3 separate regions of the Homo sapiens genome follow, and all the other regions are linked to region 3. Evidence: chromatin loops called from intact Hi-C (ENCODE). Cell type or tissue: B cell. All regions are shown on one strand.

Region 1 (8,000 bases), 1.0 Mb before region 3:
CAATGTACTAATCCTGCTTATCCTTTAACATCAAGATCAAGCAAGTCTTACCCACCCCCGAAGCATTCTCAAACAAAATCCAGTATGAAATGTTATTGTCATGTTCTGAACTCCTGTAGTACTCATTAGACATGTAATCTCTTATTGTTACGGGTTGTTAACTCTACGCTCAAGCATGAGCATCAGATTCCTCCCACATGGCAAGTAAGTTCCTGAAAGACAGGGAACAAGGAATCTCCCGTTCCTCCCCAATGCCTAGACAGTAGTACTTTGCAAACGTTAGGCCCTTTATTATGAGCATTATGATGAGTAATAAAATGCAATAAAGGGTTGAATAACTATTACTGTAAAAATATAACAAATTTTTCATTTTCTACTTTGTTTTATCTAAATTAACATTCTATGGTATAAATAATGTATCTTTAAAATAATAAACAGTTGCTGATTCTCTTAACTGTCAAAAAACAAAATACTCATAAATAGGACTTTTAATGATTGCAATAATACAGTTCATCAATTACATTTTTTAATTCCCTATTATATCTATGTTCAAATAGTTTGGGATAGTTGAGGTAATAACCCTCCGAATGGGGTTCTCCATCTGAGTTCTAACCTAATATTTAAAGCTGCACATGCTTCCGTGTTGAAAATGTATTTCAAAGTAATATAAATCTAACAAAATCAAAATATCAAATCCTTAACTCTGCTTTGTTTTTCAAAGAACAGGACTGTTTAGGAAAGCAATAAAACAATACAAACAACAGTTGGTTTGTTTTGATCAAAATAACTAATTAATTTAAATGAAGACAAATCACTCTGACAATAGGTTGACCAACTTCTCTTTTTTCTCTGTGAAACTATTGAAAGTGTGGTTACAACATGGAATTTCAATATTTGAAAAACATTGTCTTGGCAGGCTTTTAGAGACATTTCAGTTTGCAATATTAAGGATACTGTCCTACTACTAAACCCAGTCACAGTTCTATAAAAGTACAGGTTGCTACTTTTAAGAGAAAACATTCATTTTATAAGCACCGTGACAGGCACTGTCCCAAGGCATCTTTAAGTTTCAAGTTACGTATCTGGAACATGTACCTGTTATAAAGCAAACAGAAAGAGAAACCAAGACAAATTATATTATAGCCTAGATTACCAGTATTTTAGGTCTTCCCTTAATAACCAGTTTTGAAGGAACCAGTGATAACTGACCCCCACCTAGGTGTCCTCTTATCCGTTTTCCCTAAGGCTGTTAATAAAACCAGCTTTACTTTAAACGTGTACACATTATTTTTAATAGTCCTTGAGGGGCAGAGAAGGGAGGATGTGTGTTACATTTCAATAGGAAGGTATTCAACTGTAAAGATTTCAGAAATGAAAGCTGTTGAAACCAAGTAGGTATTTTCTGACTTGTAAGTCCTACTGACTGCCTGAAAAGGTAAGAGGGGTGGAGAAGAGGACATAAAAACATTAAAGGGCAAAGAATCTGTAACTTCTAAGAAGTATTTTTTTCTACCTGTAAAAATATGAGTTTTTTTTTTACTTCATTTCATATTCCATGTCCCACGAGAGGAAGGGGAAGCATAATTGCTTCTAATTCTGAGGCAGGGAGAGGAGAGAGAGAGAGAGAGAAAGAGAGCAGTTCAGGATACACTAAAAGGAAACCCCAAGAAATTTCACAACTCTTTGCCATAAATAGCCTTTCTTCTCACTCTGGATACCTCCTCCTTTACATCAGCAAGGCTCAGCCTCCACGCACGCAGAAGCACCATTCACAAATCCCTCCGTCACCCTTACCCCTTGCTGGCACCGTGTGTACGAGTCCCTGGGACACAAGCCAAAAGTCGAAGGGGCCAGGGGGCCACATGCGGTTTCAGCTTACGGCTGACTTTCTGCTCAGGTGAACCAACCCACTGGTTAGTCCAGAGCGCGCGCGCGCGCGCACACACACACACACACACACACGCACACAACCTGGGGCCCTTGACGCTCCACCACAAAGCAAGTGGTTCAATCTAAGTCGCTGCCGTTACTGCTGCCTCTGGGCAGGGTCTTGCTTCCAATCCAGGAAACTGGCGCCAGAGGACAAGCAGGCGGAGGCAAGAGGTGGTCCCGGCCCCGCACTGCGGTTCCTCCGGGAGCCCCTGGCTCCCCGCCCCCTCCTCCCCTTCCCCCTCTTCGCCGCCGTCCCCGCCTCAGCACCCGCAGCCCGGGGCGCCAGCGCTGACCGGTCGCCTCTACCTGCGGGACGCGAGTGGCGAGGAAGGGGAGCGACCCGAAGCCTGCGCCAACTCTCGCCGCCTTGGCCAGCGCTCCGCATCGCCCTGGAGCGGCCGCCGCGGCCGCAGGCAGCAAACCACGCAGCAGCGTGGAGGAAATGGCCACGCGGCGCACTGGGAGTCGCGGGCCGGTGGTGAGCGAGCCCGCCCGCCTCCTTCCCACCCCGCCCGCAAGGCCAGGTCTCTGCGCCGAGCACGCCGGGCCTGGGCGCGCGCTGCTCGCAGGCGGCCCCGACACGGCGCGGTCACCTGCCGAGCGGTCATCCCCGCGTCCGCCTGCGGCCGGCCCCGCAAAGCGGCGACGCGACGCGCGACCCGCTGAGCGCTGAGGCACCAGGGGCGTTACTACCTTGAGGGCTCCGTGCGCTTGTTAAGGCTCCTCCCGGGCACTCAGGGATTTATGTCTTCGGGGCACGGGGGTGTCCTTCCTGGTCCCCCTCCTCTGCCCTCCCTCCCCTTCTCGGCTGTTGGGCTCCTCTCCACTCCCAGTTGCACAGAGTCCAGCTGCGTTATTTAATAATCCTCCTGCTCCTCCTGCCTGCGCCAGCGGAGCTGCTCTGCCCGAGCCACCGCTTCCCAGTCAGTCATGTTGAGACAGAGAGAGAGAGAGAGGAGAGGCGGATTGGCAGTAGGTCGGCGACTATTTGTGGTGAGGGAGAGAAGAGCAGAGCAAGAGGAGGGCAGGGGAGGGACGTGGGGAGGCGCTTCCAAGTGTGTGAGTGCGCGGAGTGTGACTGTGTGGGGAGCGCGAGATCCACCTCCCCGGCAGGCCGCGCTCCGGGGCTGTGAGGAGGGCGGGCCCAAGCGCGGCCTTTATACAAGGAGGAGTGTGGTGGGCTGGGCGGGGCGGCTTGGAGGGCGGTGCCCGGCCCACTGCGTCCGCCGGATTCCACGCACGCATCCTCTGGCATCGACGCGCGCACACCCACTGCTGGCCCGCTGCTGAGTTTTCATTTTAGGGGAAGCAGTATCCCACCGTGCTGACCTGGCCTTTTCCCCCAGTCCATCCTAGTGCTTATGTGGAGTTCAAGTGCATAGGCAGGTCAAGACTAAAGAATAGGGGAAGTCTGAAGAGACGTGAAGTGACTGCGGGGATGCTGGAAATAAATGCACTGTATTTCTCCTCTCCAAGGTTCCGATGTTATCTTTTTTCTCTTCCTCCTGTAAGGGAAGGAATTACCAGATTCTTTCGCCGCTTTTCCTTCTCACCCACACAATTCACATCCTGACAAGTGTCTTCATTCCTCAGTAACAAGAAAAGAAACCTAGCTTCTTTCCTTTAAGCAGGTCACACCTCCCAGGAACCATTTGCAGCAATCAATTCTGTAAGATAATGCAAGCACTGCGACTGTGTCCGAGAGTGGAACTTGTGTTCCTACAAGGAAGGCCCTACACAATACAGGCATTACAAGAGAATCAGCTCAATTTGACATCATTTGACTGATGGTCCCCTGGAGAAAATTTGCCAGTTTAGAAATCGAAAAGACTTTTGATGCATGGTTCTGTTGCCTACATAATTTATTTTCCCCTGATCCTCTCTCCCCTTGCACTGCCTCATTTCCTTTCAGGTTTACACTAAGTACTGAACTCTTTCCCATCCATCCCCTTCTTTATCTCCACTCCAGTATATTTATGCCTTTAGCAGGCAATACAGCAAATGTAGTGCATTTAATTCTGTGTGTGTGTGTGTGTGTGTGTGCGCGCGCGCATCTGTTTTTAACCCATTCTGGTAGAATGTAGGACCATTTCTAGGTAGAAAATGCATCCCCAATATTAAGTTTGTACGCCTAACATCACCTCCCTTACCTTCTGCCCAGATTACAAGATGTTGTGATCAGGTGCACTGAGGTATTGAGAAAAACTTCCAGAAATCAAGTGATCTACAGTTTTTTCAAGGTGTGTTTGTGTGTGCGCGTGCGCGTGCGCACGCTCTGTGTAATCTAACTGGCTATGATCTAACTTCTGAAATGTGGTTATATTGGGAATAAAAGCAAGATGTATTTTTTAAATGAATCTGAGTGGTCAATGTATATTACAGCATGGGGACAACTCTGCTTTTGGGAGACAATTATAGGAAACATTTTTCATAAATTAGACAAAAGGAAGATAAGATTTAGGAGGCTACGGAGGAGGCGGCAAGGTTGACAATTCAGTTGTCCTATCTTCTTCCATGGCTTGTGACCATCGTACATCTTTAGGGTTTTGTCATATGCTGGCACCTTATATATTCTCCACATATTTTACCCTTTCACATTGATGTTCCTGTCTCGTAATTCTTCAATCTCTCATACAGAGTTTAGCAAACATTAAAAATGATTTAAGCATGTGATCAAGACCTAACAAAGAAGTGATATTAAGGAGTGTGATAAAAACAAAGTGATATTGGAAAGGACAGCAAGTTGGGACAGGTGCGTGAATATATCAATAATATAAGTATATAGGCCATTAAAGCTTCTTTGATTAAGCACTGGAAAAATGAATGGACTAACAAAGCATATTGGGATTGATAGTGTGCCCTATGGGACAGCTATTATTATTTCCTCAATTTTACAGACCAAGAAAGTTAAATTTTGAAAGTGTGTGTAGATAACCTAAGATCATACAAAGAATAAATAATGTCAATGGAACTCAATCTGTCTTATTCTACTGTCCATATCATGTCCCATTCAGAAGGCCTGGCTTACTTAAAAATCTCAGGACTTTCCTTAGAGCTTTTGTTTATGAAATAAGCTGACCTACAATCCTTTGGCATTTTTCTTCTACCTCCCTCCTTCTTTTTACAATGCAAGAGCGATTTATGAAATGTTAATGTTTTTTAGGGCTGGTCAACAATTTAAAAAGTCTTAACATACTTGAACTCATAAATGGAAAAAGAAAACTTTCCTACACAGTCCTTTCTGAAAGAAACCTGGTGTCATTGTAAAACGAAATTTTGTAGAGGAGATATTACTGAACATTTGCATCTAGTGAATACATAGGTGGTTTGAGAGCCGTAAACAGACATTTTAAAAGGTTATGTCCTCCTAAAGGGATGATACTCAATCATATTCAGCAAGTTTGTGGTGTTTTCAGTGTCCTGGTTCTCTATTTAATTGTCATTAATAACAATAATTTGATTATGACTGTATATTGCATACTTCAAAATTATATATTAGACCAGATATTTCAAGGGCATTTTTGGTAACCACAAATGATAGTAATTTTTACACTCTCAGTTCCATTCATAATTACTGAGAACCATGAAAAGCTGTCAATTGCCTTTATTCATTACGGTATTACAGGAAGCCAACATTTCTTGCTTAATTTTCTGACAATTTTTCTTTCCAAATAAAGGCTAGAATTTATATGCACTAGACCAGAAAGACATGTGAAACATATAACTTAAAACATACTCCTGAAAAGTTTATTCATTTTAATGATTTTGTATTTTTGTTGAAAAAAATCTGCACTAGAAACCCCATTTATAAATTATAATGAACCACATTTTAGAAGTTAAGTAAATGAATTATTCTCTTTTAAGATTGTTTAATGTTTCAAGTAGAATTCCCCACTTTGCAACACTTTCAATGATACAATTTTTGTTGTGATAGGAAAACAGAAAAAGTTAATGACTCTTTCCAATTTGTTCATTTTAATCTCATGTATGCTTGCTGCTGTTTGGTTCCCAAGTGCATTTAACTGGCAAGTTCAATGAAGATTTGGCATTGCACCATTTGATGAAAGCAGAAAAATTAGGTTGCCAATTACATATGTGCCCCTTATGTGCACTGAATTCCCACTGAAGTGATGAGCCAAATTAGAAATTCCTCAGTAGTCATACCTAAAAAGTAAAATTATAGCCCAGGGAAGGAAAGGGAGATTTTTTTCCCCAACCCTATTACTAGTCTAAGACATTTTAGAAAGAGAATTAACTTTAATACATTTGTAAAACAATGTTTGTAGGTGGAGTGTCATTAAACATTTTTAAATTGCATTTCTTTTGTTCTTTCCAAGCTATTTTATGTTTCTTTGATTTACTTTATACTCTATCGTGATTAGCCAATCATTATGAAAAAATATATGAAGACCATTTCCCCTAGTTGTTTTAGCCTAATGGAATACAAAAATTCAAGAAAATATTACGCATATGTTATTAGCATTCTGGATTTCTTTCATATTACTAAGAAGTAAATTATCCTTCTGTGATGACTTTTGTAATATGAAAGTGGCATCATTAGTACCTTAGAGCGACAGGACTAGTTAATTGACATCAAGGCTAAAACTGGCACTTAGTTCAAGACAAGGACTGATGAGAAAGTGTGAGATAGGAGATGTGCAGATGGACTCAGCTGCAGTTCTAGGTCCAGAGAGCACAGAAAAACTCAATCTTAATGTAGAAAACTCTTAGCTGGGCAAGTTTCCAGGTAGACAAGGCACAGTAGACAAGACTTTAAATAAAATTATTCTTCAGATATCTGATAGTGGTGACTATACTTGGTAAATTGTCTTTTTGCTGTGGAAATTCTGCCCAGTGGCAGGACAGCAAGATCTATTCATGTGGAAATCTAGGCAGAAGCTAAACTCAGGTGACTGGGTCAAAGCACTCACTGCATGAGCTGTCTTTGGTCTGGAAACTCCACAAGACACCTAGGATTCATGCTGTAGGACATACTTGGGAGCAAGACTATAAAGGTGAATGTAAGCCACTATCCTTGTATCTTGGCTATCATGTCCCGGATTTACCAAATGATGTAATTCTAAGCCCATTTTGTGGGCTAAGAGGATGGATAATAGAGGACATGGAGAGGCATCTCTTACCCAGCAACTGAAGTAATCTTGAATTTCCAGGAAGACTACCCAGTTTAGGGAGCTGAAAAAATTTCGAATAGTGTATAGATTTGTCAAAATAAAAATGATTTCCATTTTACATAACGCCATGAGCCCAGAATTTCACAATATAAGAGTAGCTTTATATAAATGACAAAAACTAGGAAATGCATTTTTCACATTTAAGTGGTGAAATGTAGTGAAAGGAGGCAAGAGCTAACATTAATGTTCTCTGAATTTAAGCCTCTCTGTTTATTAAGGGAGGAAAACTGAGTTAAAATAATGTTTATTAACATAAAACAAAAAATTTTGTAAACAGATTCACCATTAGAAACTTTTATATCATTTTCACATCTTTGTTTCTCTTTATTTTTTTAATTAATTAATTGTTTTTTTGGAAACAGAGTCTCACCATGTTGCCCAGGCTGGTCTCGAACTCCTGGGCTCAAGGGATCCTCCACACTCAGCCTCCCAAAGTGCTGGGATTAAAGGCATGAGCCACTTTTCTATTTCCAAATATAACTAATGAGGTCTTTGGGAAAATAACTTTAGGATTTCATGCTTTCACATGGAATACTTTTTTATGTTTGAATACAGTAGTTCTCTTTTATCCTTGGGGGATATGTTCAAAGACTCCCAGTGAATGTCTGAAACCATAGATAATATCACACACATACACACACACACGGAATAAAAACATTTATATATACACATACATACACACACACATATATATTTGTGTGTGTGTGTGTGTGTGCGTGTGCGCTCTGATAACCAAGAGGGCTACTAAATGACTAACAAGCAGGTAGTATGTACAGCTGGCTATGCTGGACAAAGGGATGACTCACGTCCCGGCGTATGGAGTGGGAAGGACTGAGATTTTATCACATTACTCAAAATGGCACACAATTTAAAACT
Region 2 (8,000 bases), 590 kb after region 3:
GCAACCACCGTGATAATGGAGACCACGATGACAAGCACATTGCCCGGCATGAGGGAGGGGAGCTTATGGAAGAGCACTCCCAAACTGTTGTGGATCAGCGGGTACATCCCCATAACTGCAGCAGCCACAGAACCAAAAGAGCAAGTTGGGCTGTGCGTGGTAGCTCACGCCTGTAATCCCAGGACTTTGGGAGGCTGAGGCGGGAGGATCACTTGAGCCCAGGAGTTCAAGACCAGCCTGGGCAACATAGTGAGACCCTGACTTTACAAAAAAAATTTTAGAAATTAGCCAGGTGTGGTGGTGCATGTGTGTGCCTATGGTCCCAGCTACTCAGGAAGCTGAGGTGGGAGGATTGTTTGAGCTCAGAAGGTGAAGGCTGCAGTCAGCTATGATGGAGCCACTGCACTCCAGCCTGGGAGATAGAGCAAGATCCTGTCTCAAAAAAAAAAAAAAGAAAGAAAGAGAGAAAGTGAGAGAGAGTAAGAAAGAAAGAAAGAAAAGAAAGAAAGACAGGACATACTTCCATAATTTCAAGCTACTTGTGCCCATGCTGGGATATTCTGGTCCTTTTGCAGGCACTAGTCCTCAGCCCTTCAGACAGAATTTGTGATTATCCTTCAGATGGCCAAAACAAGGCTGGTAACATTCATGTCTAGAGTTATTTCAAAACTCCTTTGATGTTTGAAACTAGCATTACTACTTTACTATTGAGGATAATTTTTTAATATGTTTATTGACCAACTGTATTTTCTTTTTTGCGAATTTTTCTTTTCAAATATTTTGTCCATTTATCTATTGGAAACTTGATTTTAATAAACTCATCATTAAAATTTATTAATAGGACTTTTATGATTTTTGTTTTTAAAATAAATGTTGGGCTGGGCACAGTGGCTTATGCCTGTAATCCTAGCACTTTGGGAGGCCAAGGTGGGTGGACTGCTTGAGCTCAGGAGTTCCAGACCAGCCTGGGCAACATGAAACACCATCTCTACAAAAAATACAAAAATTAGCTGGGTGTGGTGGCATGCACCTGTATTCCCAGCTACCTGGAGGCTGACATGCCAGGATTGCTTGAGTCTGGGAGGTCAAGGCTGCAGTGAGTCACGACTGCACCACTGTACTCCAGCCTGGATGACACAGAGAGAATCTGTCTCAAGAAAATAAAATAAAAATAAAAAATAAGTGTTGTCAAACTAAGAAACAATTGGCAAAATGAAAGTAAGTCTTTGTAATCACAGAAAGAAAAGATCAAGCAGAGATAAATGTTAGTTCAAATACTAAATGATGCCATCTAGTGGAAAATTTATTTTGACTCATTTCTTTGGATTGCAGGTTCACAAATTTCAATGCCCCCAAATTTGGAATTGACAGGCTCTGTTAAAATACATAGTCCAGCCCCTCTTCTGCCTAGAGATTTCTAACTTCATGTGTGTGATAATCCAAGAATTGTGTTTCAATAGTATCCATATTGGAAATTAGAAAAATTCCATTTCAGTTAAAAAGAGTGTCCCAGAAGTACCTTGTGCTTTCCCTTTCCATCAGAATGTTTACTAGTTTCACCATAATAAATAATTTTATTGCTAAACATTCTTTAAATGTGTTAGCCCCTGTGCTGTTTTACTTGAATTGTTTTATTTAGTCTGTTCAAACACTGTAAGTTACATACTATTATTATTGTATTTCACAAGTGAGAAGGTTGAGGGTGAGAACTTAAGTAGCTTCTCCAAGATCACACAGCTATATTGTATCTGAGCCCAGAAACCATCAGGTTATTGTGCACAGGCCTATGTGACACGAAAGGTCAGTCATGTGAATAGTGAAAAGGGACTAACTTTTAAAAGACCAGTTCCAGTCCCATGATCCTATCCTATCATCTACATTTAGCTTAGTATACTACAGGCAGAAATGAATTGTATTTCTTCATTACTAAGGGCTATTTAGGGACATATTGCTTTGATATGTTGCAACTTAATACACACATGGTGATAGTCATACATTCATATGTTCCTTAAATATTGGTTGTTGATTTCTGGTGTTATAAATTTGAGGATGTTTTCAATACTTTGCTGTTACTCTCTATTCTTCCCCTAAATAAAGTAAACTGAACTGCCTCAAACCCTCTATGTGGAGGCAAACTGAAACTAATTTATTTATAACTGGTTAGAAAACCCAGTTGATAGAGATCTGTCAGCCAAGCTAGCTGAGGCTTAAGCATGGGTGCCTTCCCCTACCCAACAAGCGCCAAGGGTTGGGCCCACTCAGCGCTTGCAGAAGTCAAGCGCTGTTTCTCCTTAAGCAGAAACTTATCTTTCCTACAGCTCACCCCTTCCCTTGAGCCCAAAGTATCAACTGACTTCAACTGAAAAATTAATTCCTGCTACTGCCCTAGTCGGAAATAGTGTGAAGGTGACATAGGAACTTTACAGTAGTTTCCCTTGAGGGTATGTCCCGATAACTGCCCTATTCTCTAGTCCGTTAGTAACTCTAATAACGGAAAGTTATGACTGTGAAAGATTGCTTTGTGAGGGAAGGAAGGTGAGGCAACCAGAGACTTTCATTATCTCTTAAATATCTATCCAGTAGAAGTGTTTCCTTTTTGGTATCCTATAAACTACATTAACCTTAGAAAATCTTCTGAGCATTAGTGAACAAAGAACATCAAAAAATAAACTGTTTTTTTTAAAAAAAACAGGATGGCCCAAAAAACAAACAAAAAATTAGGATGAACATATAAACATTTGTCAGTTTATTTTTACATTGGAGTGGAAGAGAAATTTGAAAATATAAACATATTTTTGGATTCTGTACTTCCAGCTCCAGGAACTCAAAGTGTGAAATGATAATGCCCAGTGATGCAAAAAAAAAGTTCAGGTTGATATTCAGCAGAACGGAGGGAAAAAATGGATGACTAATGAGAATCTTTGAGTCTTCGGACATGGAAAAACTAGATGAACTAAAAATAAAAATAGACAACATTAATGGAGCATTAATTTGTGCCAGGCACTTTTCTAAATGTTCTTCGAATGCACAATCACATTTATGCCCTACCTACAAGGTAGGTACAATTATTAGTCTTATACAGATAAGGAAAATGAGCAGTTAAGTCATTTGCCAAAGTCATCCAGCTACTAATTGTGGACAGGGAACCAAGCTGTCAGGCCCCAGAGCCCAAGTTCCCATCTACTACACTGTAAGAAAGAGATCTAACATGGTCACTTTCTTGGAGAGTGGGAAGCAAACCTGGGATACAAATTCACTGAATGGATCACCCACTCATTGAATGGATCTTTAACAGGCAGATCACATCTGCCTGTTACACAGCTATTTAGGCCCCTTGCGGCCTCCAAGCTCATTTATAGAAGTAAATTAGCTGTGCTTTATTACGCAAATACTTCACAATGACTGGGTCTCAGGCAGGAAGAATTTATATATTTTGGAGGGTCAGAGGCCTAGGCCCTTCCTTCCAGGTTCTCACTTTTTTTAATGAGAGAGAAAAAAGCCAAACAAGGTTACAGAAACTAATGGTATAGTAAAGATGTACATGAAACAAATGAGCGCTTTCAATACATCCATGACAATACATTCGGTACAATACATAACAGTGTGTTTGAAACTTCACTTGGAGGTAACCACGTAGGTCCAAGCCTAACTCCCTACAACTCTGAGGCCTGGCCACTGGCTTCCTAGCATCCTTGGACAGGCCCCGGTGAAAACCCAGACACCTTGACTTAAACACTGGTTTAGTTTGTAGTCTGGTAAGGCGGCGGGGCACTCACCAGAGGCCTCTGCCCTGGGGCTGTCCTCCGGACTATAGATGACGCCCGTGGGAAAAGCAGTCGGAGCAGAAGCACCCTCGGAACCAAAGCGCCCGCCCCGCCTACTCCTCGGCAGCGTTTCCTGGAGGACCAGGGGGCGGGGCCTGCCCGGCTGGCCTGGACGAACGGGAAGCCGGGAGCTCGGCCACGGGTGGCGAGGCTGCGGTGAGGCCTGGTCTCCGGCTGCCAGACCATGCTGAGTGGAGCACGCTGCAGGCTCGCCTCAGCGCTGCGGGGAACGCGCGCGCCGCCGTCCGCGGTCGCCCGTAGGTGCCTGCACGCGTCGGGGTCGCGGCCTTTGGCCGACCGGGGCAAGAAGACTGAGGAGCCGCCCCGCGACTTCGATCCGGCGCTGCTGGAGTTCCTGGTGTGCCCGCTCTCCAAGAAGCCGCTCAGGTAACTCGCTGGCCTTGGCCCTTCCTTTGCAGCCTCCCGGTGGGCGGAAAGGGAGCGGTGGACCGCGGCCTCTTGCAGCCACTGGGGCCTTGTAGGTCGGTCAGGTACTCTCCGCTGCCACATTCTGGACTCTGTCCTCGCCGGGCGCACAGCGGGCAGGACGGGGGAGACCGGAGGCCAGGGGAGCTGCGTCCCACATCTCCCAGAACGCAACGCCAGCCTGCGGGAATGGCTCGAAGCGTTTTAGGGTTCGCGACCGGCTGCGCATTGCAATCACCCGGGGACCGTTTTAAAAATGCCGATTCCCCGACAGCCCCCAAGACGGGCAGACTTGGAATGCTCGCGGGATGGGACCTGAACATTTGTATTTTCTTTTCCTTTTTTTTTTTCCTTTTAAGAGACAGGGTGCCCCCTACGTTGCCCAGACTGGCCTAGAACTCCCGCCTCAGCCTCCTCAGGAGTCGAGAGACAGGCGCCGCCCCCACGCCCAGCTTATCTGTGTTCTTAAACGGTCCCTAAATGATTTCTAATGTACCACCAGGTTTATGAACCACTGCGATTCAGGACAAGTCCGAAGCCTTCCGGTTTTTAAGCCAAGATAATGAAAAGTATTGTTGTACCCTCCAGATTCTTGTGAAAGTGTCTTGTACAACTGGTGCCTGACAATCTTAAGCAATTCAGCTGTGTTTGCTGCCCAGTGGCTCTTAGTTGTGGCCTAGCAGGTTTCGTAGAAGCCTCTTTAACTAGTTTTTGGGAAGACAGCTCTACAGTTTCCAAGCTACCAAAATTGAATATTGACAACACTAACGCTAGTATTACAAATCGCATAAACACCAAAATGTTATCAGTGGTTATCTTTGAATGGTAGATTGCTAGCAATTTTTCGTATTTCTTTTTCCCGTAATAAACATATTATTCAATTTTCTCGAACCTTGAAATTATCATTTGATTTACGTTTATAACTAGCTCACTGCAGACTTAGTGCTTTCGAAAGTTTCTTCATTTCTGCCCTCTCACCTTTTCCAGTGATTTCCTTCTAATGGATTAGTTAAGTTTCTCTACTTAGCATTTATTCTAAAATGAAGAAGTTGATTTTTCTCTAGTGTTTATTCCAGTAGTAAATTAACAGGGATGGTTTGGGGGTTGACCAAAGTAATGAAGGAATATTTGGATAAGAGAGGGGGATCTTTTCTGACTAGTATGAAAAAAAATTAAGGAATAACTTGTGAATAAGGTGAAAAAGAGAATATGAGAGAAACTACTAAAATGGGAATAATTATAGATTGTAAGAGAATTTTTCTAAGATAAAAGGTTGAATTGGCTATTGTTGCTTTTAGAATTAAAGAAGACTATTCTGGGATTAACTCCGTACCAAAAATTGGATAAATGGTGGTATTTGTTGAAAATCAGGCTCTTCAAGCATTTTATTTTCCCACAACTCATTTTGTTCTTTTTTTTTCCACCTCAGATATGAAGCATCAACAAACGAATTGATTAATGAAGAGTTGGGAATAGCTTATCCAATCATTGATGGGATCCCTAATATGATACCACAGGCAGCTAGGATGACACGTCAAAGTAAGAAGCAAGAAGAAGTGGAGCAGCGCTAGTTCATAATTTAAAAAAATTAAAAAAACGCAACAGCCAACTTTTCTTAATACCATATACCTTTTAAAACACAGTGGCAGGTAATAAGTGGAAGAGAAGAATGTTTCTGTCTCTTCCTACGTTGACTGTTCTTATTCCACTGGTTTCTTTAGCAGGACTGTTCTACTCAGCCTCTGTGGAAGAAAACTTCCCACAGGGCTGCACTAGCACAGCCAGCCTTTGCTTTTACAGCCTGCTCTTGCCTATTACCATACCAGTGTATGTATTCTTCCACCTTTGGACTTGGATGGGTATTAAACTCTTCAGGCATAATTGATGCAACTAGAGTCAATATGCTGTATATATTAATGATAGCTCTTGGGCATCGATCTCTGAAAGCTCAAATGGATGGAATTTAGTTTGCGGGAAAGAGGCTTTGCTTTGCGCATATCAGGCTTAGGACTGTGGGAGGCTTAAGTTGCAGATGCTTCTTTTATTGTACTCTTGTTCTGCCCTTGTTTTTTGAAGGCTCTGACTTATAACTGCTGTATCAGAAGAAACATTTTGACAGTGTCTTGGTTGGAGATGAACATCCCTAATTGACATGTGATGACTATTTCTTATTCCATTCATCTAAGAGTCATTGAAATTTTGTTTTGCTTGTTTGTTTAGCTTCAAGGTCTTTGGTAAAGTCACATGTTAAGGATGACTGAAATAATTCCAAAGGAGTGATGTTGGAATAGTCCCTCTAAGGGAGAGAAATGCATTTGAACGAATGTGATATAAAACCACATAATCAAATAGAAACTTCATGTACTTACAAAAACTGAGTTTGTAAAATTACCTTCATTTCTTTGACATTAAATGCTTATATTAGCAATAAACATGTTGACACTTTCCTATAAAAAATAAACCAGTTTGCAGTAGTCGTTTGTTTGTTTGGTCACAGAAGTGTTAATGATACTAAGGGAAGTTGTAAAACTGCACTAAATGTAGTTGTGTTTAGAGAGGTACTTAATACCCAAAACAGAATCATTTCCTGGGAAAGTGAGGGGTGGGAAGACTTGCAAGTAGTGGATTGTACCCTGTTGAGCTTAGAGCCATATTTGAGCCACATTTCAGTTTATTTTCCCAGGATGCCGAATAACACCACTAAGGGCATGAGCATTGACACGTTAATGGCCCCTGATTTTCTAGAACTTTCAACAAGACTAATCAAGCATAGTACAATACTTCTGAAATATAGTGTGTTTCAGTAGTTAACCCAAAGAAACCTAAGAACTGAATACAAACTTTATTTTTATTGGAATCTTATGTTAACAGAAACCTTAAACAGTGATTCTTCTGCATCAAAAAATTAAAACATGTTAGATGTGTTTTCTTTTGAATTCAAGGTATACTGTAGTACAAACAACATGTTAAAATTACCCTATGGCAACATACAGATAACCTGAAAGACTACAGGTTCCCAGGTATTTCCTGAAGAGTTGTTCTTTTCAATTAACCCTAAATCTCACACTTAACCAAGTCAGGGAAAAGGAAACAATTCTGAAAAACAAGTACATACTATATCTCAAGAAGTCAATTTCAATTTCAGCATTTGGAAGTTGAGTGTTTTACTATTTCAGGAAACACTGACAAGAATGCCCTGGGGGGGTTTAGTATTTAACACCATCCCCTCACTAATAGAATTTATTTAGCAATCAGTTGTTACAGTATAAACATATACCAGGTACAATTATAAACACAGTGCTGTGTCTTCAATCGTATAACCCTAAAGAGTAGGTAATATTGGCACCATTTTACAGATAAGGAAACAAGCACAGAGAGATTAAGTGACTTACCCAAGGTAACATAGCTAATAATTGGATGGAAATGTAAACCATCTAGCCATCTGGCTTCAGTCTTAACTACCAAGCCATGTGCCACTTTATTTTGGGCTATTTGGTCCTTTCTATTTACAAGAAAAACAGAGAAATCAAAATGCTTAGTTTCTAATTCTTATTCAAGATTGGACTAGGTGACCACCCAATCCCCTCCTTTTTTTTTTTTTGAGACAGGGTCTTACTCTGTTGCCCAGGCTGGAGTGCAGTGGCATGGTACGATCATGGCTCACGGCAGCCTCCACCTCCTGAGTTCAAGTGATTCTCCCACCTCAGCCTCCCAAGTAGCTGGGACTACAGTCATGTGCCACCATGCCTG
Region 3 (8,000 bases):
ACCTGACAGCTTGAGTCACTGCTCCGAGAGTCGAACCACTGATCAATATTCTCAATGTCAACATGTTCACATTCTTCTGTGTTCTGTAAAACTGTTGCTAAATTAGCTGCTAAAATGGCTCCTTCATCAATGTTCATACCTGAATTCTCTTCATTGCCAGGGAAAAGTTTTTTCCATGCTTTGGTTATGGTACTTGATTTTACCATGTTCCAAGCTCTTGACACTTCATAAATTGCATCCAACACTGTCAAGTTCTTCCAAAATATTTTTGGGTCATTTCCTTCATCCATGTATTTCTGGAGAAGTCCTGCTCGATAGTATCTTTTTACAGTGGCTAGAACTCCCTGGCTCATTGGTTGAATCAGACTTGTGACATTTGGTGGCAAATACTTCACAATTATTCTGCCATCATCTGAACTCAACATTTCTTCATTTGGACGTGCTGGGGGGAAATCTAAAAGAAGCACTGCTTTTTCTAAAAGTCCCTTGGATTTCAAATGCTTCTGTACCTGTGGCACAAAGTACTTTTCAAACCACTGTCTGAAAACAGACTGTTCTATCCATGCACCTTTTTGACTGTAATATGTCACAGGAAGGTTTGAAAGGTCAGTGCCTTTGAATGCTCGGGGCTTTTTGGCCTTCCCCACAACACAAAGATTAAGTTTGTGTAAACCTGTGGCATTTGCGCAACACATAATGATGATTCTCTCTCTGCTTGACCTACACCCAGAAGTACTTTGGTCAGTTTCAAGAGTTAATGTCCTTGATGGTAGACATTTCCAAAACAATCCAGTTTGATCAGCACCATAAATTTGCTCTGGTTGTAGATTCTCTTTTTCAACAAATTCCTGAAAGCTACCACAAAATTCTCTGGCAGCAGTTTCATCTCCTTTTAATTTTGTTCCTTTACCAGCAGCCTTTGGAATACCATGGCGCTGCTTAAATCGAGTTAGCCAGCCTGACGATGCATTAAAATCACCTTCCATTCCCAAAGCATCAAAAAAGAACTTGGCTTGTTTTGCACAAATCGTTCCGGACACTGGAATCCCATCTGTTTTCTGTTGGTTAAACCACTCTATCATAACTCTATCAAGCTCCTCGTATGTTGATGACTTCATAGATTTACGTTTGGATACTCCACTGGTAGGATCTGAACTGTTTGCATAGTTTATAATCCTTTCTTTGTTCTTTTTAATATCACGAACTGTGGATTCACCAATTCCGTACACCACGGAAAGTTTTTTGAAAGAGATGCCTTCCTCAAGTTTCTTAATAATGTCAAGCTTGTCCTTAATTGTCAACACCACACGCTTACGTTTCCCCAACATTTTAAGTGTCTAATATTTTAGGTGATTACTAGAACAAGATAATTAACAACTAAGATTTGAATACAAAGCAACTAGAAAATGAGTTCGTAAGATTCCTCCTCTCACTTCTAGGGCCTAGATGGATAGTGACCAATTTCCTGACAAGGTCTACGTGAATCTACTTGCTATTTTAAAACTTACAAACTTCCTACAACAAAGCCTAGCGCCAATTAACTCTTATCTTCTATCTTTCTTCCTCCTCAGGGTTCAGGGTCTTTCATGAAGTGCAATCACACTAGAGGCTAGAAACTGTACTGGTAAGGCTTCTAAAACAGTACTATTGCATACTCAATTCTTGCCATCCTTGCAGGTAATGTTCTTTGCCAGAATAGCCACTAAATCTCAGGTGGAAGTATTTTAGGAAATGTGCTAGGGAGTAAACAGTTTAAGTCAAGAGAGGACTTGCAAACTTGACATACAGGAAAATACAATGGGAAAACTCACCCTCTGACTATGTGGTCTTTGTCAAGCAGTGGATTGTATGGAATGCTGTCTCTCTAGGCACGGACTCTGCTATAGGTTGCGCAAGTGAGTGCTTGTGGAAATCATACGCAAGAGAAGATGACCCGGACAGAAGTGAACAGTGCAAATAAGGTGAAAGTGGAACAGGCAGAAAACTCTACTTTAAAAGCGACTTAAACCTACTAGATTTGGCAGCTGGAAAGGAGGATAGTGGACATGTGATGTCACATTACTAAAGAAAGCATCAAAAAAACTGCATCGGTGGAAATGAGGACCCAAGGTAGAGGCTATGGGGTGGCAGGCTCGGTGAAGATGATGTTACAATAATCCTGGTGAAAGACGATCCTCGATGGACCAACAGAAGCAGTTCCTGTGGGGGCTGTAGAGATACTCGGAGGCTCCGAAACCTAAAGGAAAATACCAAAAACATTTTCTTTCAATTCAACATCAGGATCTGTGGCATTATCCACATTTATCCTGCAACTATGTTGAGAAAATTAACGCCTCCTATCAATGTGATAGCTAAATACGACAAATAATGCTTTCAGGCATAATCTGGGGTGACAGAGAGAGGGACCTGAAGAGCCTACCTCCTGAAATTAAGAGGTCAGGGAGAAGCCGTGTTAGCGAGGGCCTCTCCCCGCTGGGCGAGCTTCAGAGCGCGGGACGTCTTTCCTCCCGCGGAGGGAGCCCGGATTCCGCCTGGACGCCGGCGACCAGGATGTCACTGCTGCAGCCAGCCAGCCAGCGGGCGGCCGCTTGGCACAGGGAACGCCAGTCCGCCGGCCCCGGGCATCGCCCTGGGACCGCCTGCGCGGCGCCCAGACCACACTAAGCGCAAATGGAGTCTCCTGAGGCAGGCTGGCACTGGTGGCCCGGCAGCGGCGAGGGACGAGCGGAGAGGGACGAGCGTCGCCGCCGGAGCCGGAAGGCGGGGGATTAGAGAGCACGCGCGCGCCCCCGCAGAACGTTGTGCCGGCGAGGGGGCGGGGCCTGCGCGGGTGAGCGCACGCGGCCCGGGGGAGGGGACTCCGGCGAGCGGGCGGGAGGGGCGGGGGCCCGGCAGGGGTGCGTCTCTAGGCGCTGCGTGGGTTCCACTCACCGCCTGGCCGTTTCGGGGCCGCAGTGCCTCCCTGGCCGGCAGGGGGAGGCACACGCTCGCCTTGTCCTGGCGCTTTTCCCAGTGGCCCGGCTCTGCCGACGAGGCTCTTTTCTCCCTAGGGGGAAATTTTAAAATCTCACCCCCCCAGTGCTGGGGGGAAAGCGGAGGATCCTCGCGTGCCGGGAGCGGGCTGCGAATGGGGCAGGGCGAGCGCACGTGGGGCGTGTTTACAAACAGCAGCCGCGCCGCCTTGCGGAGGCGGTCCAGGTGTCGGAGCCCAGAGTCAGCGCGCGTGGAAAGTGCTAGCCCGAGCGAGGATCATGAGGCACGGTAGGAGCCGGCGGACGTGGGTTCCGGGCAGGAGCTGGGGCGTTCGCTCGGCAACACCCAGCCGGACAAGCCCAGGGTGCCGAGGCGCGGCGGGCTGCGGTAGAGCCGAGTGTCGGGTCAGCGCTCCCCGGTGCTGATGCTCCGAAACTCGTCACAGTCGCTGTAGAGACGGACCCTTTGCAAAATCGACAGCACCTGGGAGACCCTTGAGCCAGTGGGAGGCGTCGTGGTAAATTTCCTGCCGTGCCTCGACGCCCGGGGCTTCTCAAGTGGAATCGGGGAATTGCGCTTTGACTGATACTCCCTTTATTTGTTTCCAACGGAGACATCTGCGGAAGGGTCACCGCCTTCCTGGAGGAGAGAGTGGTGCACCTCCACCTTGCACCACCTGTTTCCTGGGAAACGCGGTCAGGCTGCCTTCCTTTCCGTCTTGTGTGTGCGTGTCAGTTTGAAAAATTGGAAATTCTTCAGTGAATTATCTCTTCCATATGAACATAAATGTAACCTTTTCGTTAACACAAAGTAACATAGTAATTCGTCATTTCTTTGACAAGGCCATATACTGTTTCTGGAATTTCAGAAACTTGGAGATGGAAATCAAAGCGAGCATACTGTAGAAAACAGATGTTGATTCTAAGCCTTCTGTTTGACTCCGCCGCCAAAACTGCTCAATTGCCTTTCTCAACATAGCAGCCTTCCACTATCTGGCATGACAGAAATTCTTTGATCTAGTTATGTTGTGAGGTTGTAAGTGGCTTTTGGAGAATACCTGCTTTTAGACCTCCCCTCTTCCCTGCCTTCCATTTGGCTTCCAACAAGCCAGTCCCTTTCTGGAAGTCCTGGTTGCCTGTTTTGGGTACATTATAACTTACTTCATGGTAGTTTTATATAACTTTACAAAATATTCTTATTTTCCCTGATACCTGTGAAGAGCGTGAAAGACTGCTAGAACAGCACTTTACCGACTGCCACCCATGTGGAAATGAGGCAGCCTGTAACCAGATGTCAGCCGCCTGCCTTTCCGCCTCTCCCCCGAGTCTGCTGGAGTAGCTGTGTCCCAGGATATTTAAATACAAAGGAATCCTGCCTCTTACTCTTCCTCTCTTTTCCACAGTATCTCTAGGATTTAATTTTCTTCCAGATACCATTTGCATTTTTCTCTGTTCCTCCTGGATTCTCCAGTTTGCTGTTTTATGTCTTATAGCTGTTCCCTTTTTATCACCTTGTGTAAGTTCAAATCTGGATACAGCCCACATTTCTAGATTTTCTCAAAACACCGCTTGACTCAAGGCAATTGTATTTAGTAGACTTTTACTAAGATTTTACTCAAGGCAATTGTGTCTTTACACAAAACAGTTTTATTGGGCAAACTTTCTCCTTTTGTTGGGGGAAGGGGTGGCTAGTTGTGGCAGACATATTACAGCACAAGGGGGAGAGGACTTAGAATGTTAAGAATATGTATATATACACACATATATATATAATAAGAATATATGTATGTGTATGTATGTGTATTTTTGAGACAGGGCTTCTCTCTGTTGCCCAGGCTAGAGTGCAGTGGTACGACCATGGCTTGGGCTCACTGCAGCCTCAACCACCTAGGCTCAAGCAGTCCTTCTGCCTCAGCCTCCCGAGTAGCTGAGACTGTAGGCTACAGGTGCGTGCCATCATGCCCAGGTAATTTTTGTATTTTTTGTAGAGATGAGGTCTTGCTATGTTGCCAGAGCTGATCTCAAACCCCTGGGCTCAAGTCATCCTCCCACCTTAGCCTTCCAAAGTGCTGGGATTACAGGCATGTGCCATCCTGCCTGGCCAATAATAGATTCTTAAGGTGGTGAAACTACTCTGTACAACTGTAATGGTGGGCACATGTCATTAAACATTTGTTCAGATGCACGGAATGTACAACACCAAGAGTGAACCCTAATGGAAACTATGGACTCTGTGATAAAAATGTTTCAAGGCAGGTTCATCAATTGTAACTGATGTTCCACTCTGGTGGGCAATATTGATAATAGGGAGGTTATGGATGTGTGGGGGCAGGGAGTATGTGGGAAATCTCCCTATCTTCTGTGGAATTTTAGAACCTAAAACCATTCTAAAAAATAAAGCCTATTTCTTAAAAATGTAGGTTCAAAAAAAAATGAGAATGTTGGGTGCCTAAGGCAAAGTTGCCTTACTCTTTCTCATGTACTATATGCTCAACACAGCACACACCAAGCAGTTCTCCACTGGACACAGCTGGGTATCCTATAATTCATTTCAATTCTGATACCATCTGCCTGGAGTGTCCCCCCAACTTCAAATTCCAATTCCAAGTAGTAGGTTGTTGTCAGGTTCCAAGCCCAGCTGGGGTCTGAGGGGAGTTGGTGGACGGGTGGTGGGTAGTTGAAAGGACACTTGGGGGACCATAAGCAGTTGAGATACAGCTTTATTCTCTCTCTCTCTCTCTCTCTCTCTCTCTCTCTCTCTCTCTCTCTCTCTCTCTGTGTCAGCCTTTGTTTTGGCCACCTGCTCCAACTGCGGCCTCTCAGCGCTGGCTCCACCGCTCCTGCCACCCCCACGCCTGTAGCTGAGTTCCCCATTGTGCTTGCCGCTTCCTGACTCCCCTCCCAGCCACCTGCAAGGTGGCCCAGCTCTCTCTTACAGAGTCAGCAGTCCAGTTATATTGCTCACAGACAATAGTGGCTCAAAGCCAGTTGATGAGCCCACCCATAATGTGGTTACATAACTGTGATTATGTAATGCACAGGATTGTGCACCTGCGCTCCAGTCCCACTGTGTCATGCAGCACTAGATGTTTGCCTCCGCCAACTCTTGTCTGCAGTGCAGCTATTTCCCTTACACTCCATCCCCTAGGCCAAGGGAGTCCTCTTAGTGGAGAAATGTGTCCATAGGGCAGCACCCTGGACCTATAGGCCACAGCAGCAGTACATATGTGCCCTGGAGGAGGATTCCTTCCTTGGCCATTCCCCTACAAATGGTCAATCACAGAGGCTGTATTAGTCTGTTTTCATGCTGCTGATAAAGACATACCCGAGACTGGGAAGAAAAAGAGGTTTAATTGGACTTACGGTTCCACATGGCTGGTGAAGCCTCAGAATCATGGTAGGAGGTGAAAGGCACTTCTTACATAGGTGGCAGCAAGAGAAAATGGGGAAGAAGCAAAAGCAGAAACCCCTGATAAGCCCATCTCATGAGACTTACTCACTATTATGAGAATAGCACAGGAAAGACTGGCCCCCATGATACAATTACCTCTCCTTGGGTTCCTCCCACAACACATGGGAATTCTGAGAGATACAATTCAAGTTGAGATTTGGGTGGGGACACAGCCAAACCATATCAGAGGCCATACATTAAATTCCCAAGCCCTCCCTCCAGGGGGCTACGATGGCCATCCATCTGCAATGGGTGGCTTGGAGGGTCCATGGCCAAAACCAGGTTTTTGTTCCCCTACCTTTAGGGACATTGAGGCAGGCAACAACAAATTACCACTTGTCACCATAACTGGTTGGAGGAGGTCATCCTTTCTCCCATAGGTCTTGCCACATGGCCCCGCCCCAAATGGTCCGGTGACCAGCTAGCCAATTCTGTAACTTCCAGGTAGTTAACCACAAGGTTAAGCCTTAATAAACTGCTCAGCTATCAGTGCAGATTATCATAGGTGTCACCTTTTTGGTGATCACCATTCACATTGTCCTGAGTTTGGCCCACTGACTACTTTGTCTACACCCGGTATCAAACCATATGGTGTCAGTACTAAGCTGAACCGCACACAACAGTGGTCCAGGCAGCAGTAGCACCCCAGTTGGGTCCATCCATATATCATGCCCCATGGGGGATGGGGTGGGGTGCCCCTCTTTAAACAGTGATGGCTCAGGGTTTAGGGGTACCTCAGGCTGACCCATAGCCCTATATTGCATCAGGAACACAGGTCCCAAGACTTCTTGCAGTTCTGCTAATAAGGGGCTTGTACTCAGAGGACTCCGCTGTTCTAAGTAGACACCCCACTTTGCTAAAGTGGATGTCTGTGCCATCCCAGTCCCGGGAGTCATTACCCATGAACATATCCACCCCACTATTGGGTAAGTCATCTGCATGATGACTGTAGTCCGTCCCATCACACTCTCATAAGCCTGAAGGGCGGCATATGCAGCTGCTAACTGCTTCTCTATCAACGAATACTGGAGCTCAGCTCCCTTCCAAAGTTGGAACCAAAAGCCTCCTGGCATTCTAAAGCAGTCCATGTGCTGACATAGGCCCCAGCCAGAATCATCTGTGGTCACATGCACATCAAGTTCAAATGGGCACCCCTGGTTAATCACTTCTAGGGCCTACACTTGCTGCTGAATAGCCTGCTTGGCTGCCAGAAAGGCTGTCTCAACCTCCTTATCCCAATCCCGGGTAGCCCCCTTTTTTGTCAACCGGTACAACAGTTTTATCATCTGAGCCAAATGGGGCACAAATGCCCACCAGTACCCCAGGAGGCCCATAAAAGTCTGCAGCTGCCTTACAGTGGTGGGCCAGGGATATGCCTGGATTTTGTCTATGACGGCCTCTGATATGGCTTTCGTCTTACCCAACCAGATAGGTAACTCTTAAGAATTGGCAGTCAATCCAGGCCCTGGGATCTGGGATTCATTGACGGCCCAACCGCATGCTGCCAACTGTTGCAAGAGAGGTGCTGCCACTTCTAAATCTGCAAGAGAATCAGAGGTTAGCATAATATCATCTAT

The links. Peaks named below come from ENCODE experiments on the same cell type or tissue, not always from the same donor. Only the 100,000 strongest peaks of a DNase experiment are listed, where the experiment ranks them.
Region 1: it touches region 3 in a loop (19-fold over the local background); 2 of 110 quality-filtered maps call a loop at or near these places.
Region 2: it touches region 3 in a loop (24-fold over the local background); 15 of 110 quality-filtered maps call a loop at or near these places.

What each region holds. Positions count from the first base shown.
Region 1 is chr4:90,122,457-90,130,456 of GRCh38, reverse strand. CCSER1 (coiled-coil serine rich protein 1) reads right to left here and starts at 3,063. Exons shown (of 11, transcript NM_001145065.2): 1 at 2,626-3,063. RefSeq lists silencers at 1,946-2,195, 2,306-2,505. In B cell, no CTCF peak of the experiment used is centred here; DNase peaks (open chromatin) are centred at 1,186, 1,856, 2,406 and 3,056; H3K4me3 peaks cover 3,200 bases; H3K27ac peaks cover 2,530 bases.
Region 2 is chr4:88,519,709-88,527,708 of GRCh38, reverse strand. It overlaps PYURF (PIGY upstream open reading frame), which reads left to right and starts at 3,933. Exons shown (of 2, transcript NM_032906.5): 1 at 3,933-4,211; 2 at 5,680-6,711. The coding sequence starts at 4,009. The coding sequence ends at 5,821. It overlaps PIGY (phosphatidylinositol glycan anchor biosynthesis class Y), which reads left to right and starts at 3,933. Exons shown (of 2, transcript NM_001042616.3): 1 at 3,933-4,211; 2 at 5,680-6,711. The coding sequence starts at 5,920. The coding sequence ends at 6,135. PIGY-DT (PIGY divergent transcript) reads right to left here and starts at 3,899. Exons shown (of 2, transcript NR_134663.1): 1 at 3,777-3,899; 2 at 2,718-2,944. It also overlaps a transcript of HERC3 not described here and the pseudogene LOC100129137. RefSeq lists an enhancer at 4,576-4,635. In B cell, CTCF peaks have their summits at 1,085 and 1,285 (motif pointing left); DNase peaks (open chromatin) are centred at 1,288, 3,938 and 4,748; H3K4me3 peaks cover 2,031 bases; H3K27ac peaks cover 2,107 bases.
Region 3 is chr4:89,106,303-89,114,302 of GRCh38, reverse strand. TIGD2 (tigger transposable element derived 2) reads right to left here and starts at 2,770. Exons shown (of 2, transcript NM_145715.3): 1 at 2,420-2,770; 2 at 1-2,236. The coding sequence starts at 1,328. RefSeq lists a silencer at 2,513-2,962 and enhancers at 3,043-3,122, 3,153-3,262. In B cell, CTCF peaks have their summits at 2,849 and 3,049; a DNase peak (open chromatin) is centred at 2,962; H3K4me3 peaks cover 2,010 bases; H3K27ac peaks cover 1,256 bases; H3K27me3 peaks cover 419 bases.